Linked DNA regions of Homo sapiens: region 2 is linked to region 1. A link is an interaction called in ENCODE POLR2A ChIA-PET data of the cell type or tissue named here. Cell type or tissue: CD4-positive, alpha-beta T cell. All regions are shown on one strand. Region 1 overlaps SHE (Src homology 2 domain containing E). Region 2 overlaps KCNN3 (potassium calcium-activated channel subfamily N member 3).

Region 1 (2,500 bases):
TGGGCGGATCACCTGAGGTCAGGAGTTCAAGACCAGCCTGACCAACATGGAGAAACCCTGTCTCTACTAAAAAAAAATACAAAATTAGCCAGGCATGGTGGCGCATGCCTGTAATCCCAGCTACTTGGGAGGCTGAGGTAGGAGAATTGCTTGAACCTGGGAGGCAGAGGTTGCAGTGAGCCAAGATTGAGCCATTGCACTCCAGCCTGGGCAACAAGAGTGGAACTCCGTCTCAAAAAAAACAAACAAAAACTGCAAACATGATGTGATTCTGTATTTTGTAGTAGAAGACTTTCTCAACAAGTTCTACAATATTGGAGCCAAGAATTTAATTACTAAGCAGTAATTATAAATTACTGCTGGCTGGGTGTGGTGGCTCACACCTGTAATCCCAGCACTTTGAGAGGCCGAGGTGGGCCGATCACCTGAGGTCGGGAGTTCGAGATCAGCCTGACCAACGTGGAGAAACCCCTGTCTCTACTAAAAATATAAAAAATTAGCCGGGCATGGTGGTGCATGCCTGTAATTCCAGATGCTCAGGAGGCTGAGGCAGGAGAATCACTTGAACTCGGGAGGCAGAGGTTGTGGTGAGCCAAGATCGTGCCATTGCACTCCAGCCTGGCCAACAAGAGGGAAACTCTGTCTCAAAAAAAAAAGAAAAGAAAAAAAAATCATTGCTGTGTAAACCAAGCCATTCAAGGCAACCACCTAAAACCAAAGACTAATCTTGTAACTTTTCAAGTCAGAACAATTCCAGTTTGTGAGCTAAGCAGTCACTCTGTCATTCTTAGTGTCAAACTTTTCCCTTTTAGTCATAATTCTCTTAAGTTGATGTAAATGATACTTAAATAAAAATAATATAGATTTATTTGTGAACTTTATGTCTTCACCTAGTTTTCCTTAAACAGTCTTCCATCCATAATGAGAAATGTAATTGCTGAATGCTGACTCAAGGGAGCCTTATTTGACTCTTGTGGGTTTCATGCCTGGGAAGAGTAACTGGTCCCACATGAAAGACTTTGTCTCTTCTGTTTAGAACAGATTGAAGAGCTGTCAAGCTCAGGTTCTCTAAGTATAGTCTCAGAAGAGTTGAGCAGAGAGTAGCAGCAGCACACTGGAAGGGCCAAGACAGTCTTCAGAATGAAAACGAGCTGGAACAGGAAAGCCTGGCTCCGCTTCCTGCTTCTCTGCTTACAGAGATAAGGCCCTCCGTGTGGGGAGGGTGTACCCTGGCCAGGCTGTGACCCTGAAGGTCACTGGACTGTGACCCCTAATGAAATCTGTGAATGAAAGGAAGTGAAAATGAACTGTCAGAGTTTTAAAAAACATCAGAGCCTTGAAAGGAATAGGGAAAAGAATTTACTTTTACATAAAATTGAGGAAAAGGATTTTCTTAAAAAAAAAAGTTTTATGCTTAATTGTGATTCACCTTTCTTTGTCCTTGGGTTTTTATTCTTATCTTTCTCTTTAACTGAAGTAGGTAGTTTATACCATACATCTGTTTATTTGGAGAGCTGCACTGATAAGAGGAAATGTGCTGTGATTTTATAAAAATGAATATAATTTTGGGGGGTTTTTTTGTTTTTTTTTTCATGTAATTCCCACAAGAGCTCTATAAGCTAGGGGACTACAATGCTGTCCCCCTTGTGACAGGGTGACAAAAAACAAGATCAAAGGGATTGGGGCTTGCCTGTGTTAAGGAGACATTTTAAGAGACAGAGCAGGAATTAGCACCCGGATCTCCCACTCCACATTGAGTGGTCTGCCCCTGACACCACATGGCGTTCAGGACACACTTGAAATGCCGTTTGCAAAACCACTGTAAACTTCACCCGTAAGTGAGGCACCTTTCCACTCAACCAAGAATGTTGTCTTCAGAAGTCAGAATTGTCCAACATGGAATAAATGTAATAATAATCGCTAGCATTTAATATTTGAGTGTGTATTAAGTTCCATGCTCTGTTTTAAACAATTTCTGAAAATAAATTCATTTAGGAATACAAAATTAATATATTCAGTTGGCAAATAAATTCAAATTTATTAAAAATCCAAATTACTAACTTTCTAAACTAGTGATCTAAGTATACTTTGGTCTTAACTTTAAAAAAGTTGTACTCGTGGATTTTAAAGTTTCTTCATTTAGAATATATATCACAAAGCACCTTCTCAATCAGTGTAGAGACTCTACCTCTTATTCTACCCGTAGGTTACAAGCTGGACAGAATAACAGGAAGTGAGTTTATCGGAAGCTAGAAATAAAAGATTTGCTGCTGGGCTTTTGTTTTTTGTTTTTTAAACCTTTTACTTTTTTATTCAGTTTGCTCCTTGTGTACCTGATTGTCAAGTCCAAGTTCGGAAATTTCCCGTCTTTCTTGAGAAATGAGAGTTTTTTTTACTTGTTTCAGCATTTCTGAAGATGGAAAGGATTTTAATGAACACAGTTGAACTGTGGAGTGGTTAAATCTGTGTTGCCATTCTTTGCATTGCCTTTTTTCTACCG
Region 2 (2,500 bases), 360 kb before region 1:
TGGCTGGCCCAGGGCTCATGATGACCAACTATCTCAGGGATGAGAAAACTCGGCTGCACAGGGGTTCCCAGGGTTGAGTGCCTCACTCCAGGTGCCCATCTCAGGAAAGAGAGGGTTCTAGAATGAGAGCTCAGGTCTCAGTACACTTCTGATTTCCCTATTCCAAACCCCACCACAAACTTCTGCTGGGGATTTGAGTGAGGGACCTCGAAGGGCTTCTCCATTCCTGGTTCTAGAAGTTTCTTTTTCATTCTTGAGTCCCATTTTCCTGCGTCCCTGTCTGTGCCTCATGCCTCTGTTGAGCTCTGTCATGGGCAGTGAGTGCCGAGAAAAGGCCCGTCTCTGCTTTGAGCCCCTCAGGAGGTGCTTCTGCCTCTTGCTTCCAGCTTGTTGTGTGATCTTTGTCGAGTCCCTTCCCCTCTCTGGGCCTCGTTTCTCTGGCCTAAAAACAGGAGCTGAACTCCCTTCCTGTGCCGAGGCTTCGCAATCTGATTCCAGATCATGTTTCATCACGAGGATGAGCAGCCACAGTCCGGAGAGTCCTGTTCTTAGGGGTGTCAGACAGCACCCAGATGGCATCCATCCCAGGCGGACGGTGGTTTATGGTGTTGGTGCTTGGGAGGACTGAGGAAGGAGACAGTGACTCAGACTGGGGATGCTGGGTGGATTCCCTGTAGGAGGTTGGGGGGTCCCTGAAGGACTAGACAAGCCATGATGGGAGGGGCTCGGGCAGGGGCTCAATTCTGAGTGTGAGAAGCCCGGGGAGAGGGGGCAGAGTGTGTAGGGAATAGAGCAGGCATGAGGGCAGCTTCAGGTTGCTGCCGTGTGGTGCACACAGGGGCATGTAGGGAGGAAAGAGGAGACTGTCTCGTCTGGAGAGGCTTTGGGCAGGCAGTGAACACAGGCCCAGGGCGAGGGCACAGTGATGGATGGAATATTTGGTAGCATCAGTAACCACCAGGGCTGCAGAGTTCTGCACACTCAGGCCCCGAAGACCTGATATCCTTCCTTTTAGAGGTGGCCAGGCTTGGTAGTTAAGGACTTGGGGCCAGGCGCGGTGGCTCATACCTGTAATCGCAGCACTTTGAGAGGCCAAGGAGGGTGGATCACCTGAGGTCAGGAGCTCGAGACCAGCCTGGCCAACATGGCGAAACCTCATCTCTACTAAAAATAAGAAAATTAGCCGGACCTGGTGGCTCACGCCTGTTATCCCAGCTCCTTGGGAGGCTGAGGCTGGAGAATCGCTTGAACCCGGGAGGCGGAGGTTGCAGTGAGCCGAGATCGCGCCACTGCACTCCAGCCTGGGCAACAGAGTGAGACTCCATCTCAAAAAAAAAAAAAAAAAAAAACTTGGGTGGCACACCAGTGATGGGCGCTCTGGGAACTTACTGAACCCAAAGCCTATTTCCTCAGTGTTAAGAGGGAATCACAACTACTGGCTGTAGCACAGCAGCCACCACAGAGCCAGCCACACACTGGGTCTCAGCAGCTGGCAACTGTTGCCTTTATTAGAGTGGTGGTTAGAAGATGCCACCTGGAGCATCAAGACAGGAGGGGCATATGCGCCCATGTCACCCCTCCACTGTCTGCAGGTGTCCCTGCCTGGAGAGCACGTGTGGAACATGCCCCTTTTCTCATGAGCCAAATGGCTTCCCGTCCGTGACAAGCTCCCCAGTCATGTTTCTGGATAGACCTTGTTGGGTGAATCTGTGTGAGTAAAAAGGAAGTGGGCTGTTCTCCGGAGGGCAGGGCTGCAGTGGTGGCCTGGGCTGGACTTCTGGAGCCTTCTTACCCCATGGGGCCCTGTTATTCTACACTCAGTTAGCAATTTGTGGTCTGGGCAGAGCTAACCGGGTGTGGACATGCAAATCGGACAGGTGGAGAGAGAACAAAAATAAACCCGTGGGGCCAGGCCAGAGGCTGAGAGGCCTGGAGGAAGGTCAGGGGGACACACGATGACCAGGCAGAAAAAGGCTGAGAGAGTAGGGCCACAGGGAGAGCCGAACTAGGAAGCTGACCTGGGACAGAAGCAGGGAAGAAAAGCATTGCCACAGCTTGCCTGATGCGTCGTCAAGAGAACACAATTTCCCCTTCAAGACTTGAGTCAGGGTGCTTCCTAGAATTCTAAAGATTCTTTCTGCCCCTTCACCCTGCTTGGAGCACCAGGGCTGTGGCAGTGGGTGACGTTCCCAGCCAGGTGCCAGGGGGCAGGCAGCAAGAGCAGCTGGGCAGGGGAGGGACGTGCCCAGGGCTTGCCCTTTGTGGAAGCCATATCTGTTTCACAAGCCCTGGGCACAGGGTAACCAGAGTTGTATTCTGAGCAGAGCCTTGATGATACTAAATGAACAGCATGCAAATGATGTGTGAAATAATATGCAAATTGGCATCTGTTATTTTTGAGTCAGCTTGTTGGGCATTTTTCTTAAAGGACAGGAGTGCTGCTCAGTGTCAAATTAACAGGAAAGTCAGCTTAAAGGACACTCCTTGCAGGGACTGAGCT

What was found. ChIA-PET counts read pairs that join two places held together with the same protein. Peaks named below come from ENCODE experiments on the same cell type or tissue, not always from the same donor. Only the 100,000 strongest peaks of a DNase experiment are listed, where the experiment ranks them.
Region 2: POLR2A ChIA-PET joins it to region 1 with 10 read pairs; 3 of 35 experiments call an interaction of 5 or more read pairs at or near these places.

The regions. Positions count from the first base shown.
Region 1 is chr1:154,495,844-154,498,343 of GRCh38, reverse strand. The region is part of intron 2 of SHE (Src homology 2 domain containing E); the gene reads left to right. Among named protein-coding and RNA genes, the nearest start is that of TDRD10, 5.1 kb to the left of the region's middle. In CD4-positive, alpha-beta T cell, no CTCF peak of the experiment used is centred here; no DNase peak of the experiment used is centred here; H3K27ac peaks cover 275 bases.
Region 2 is chr1:154,859,801-154,862,300 of GRCh38, reverse strand. All of the region lies in intron 1 of KCNN3 (potassium calcium-activated channel subfamily N member 3), which reads left to right. Among named protein-coding and RNA genes, the nearest start is that of KCNN3, 9.2 kb to the left of the region's middle. RefSeq lists enhancers at 1-230, 1,774-2,068, 1,895-2,374, 1,898-2,500. In CD4-positive, alpha-beta T cell, no CTCF peak of the experiment used is centred here; no DNase peak of the experiment used is centred here; H3K27me3 peaks cover 530 bases.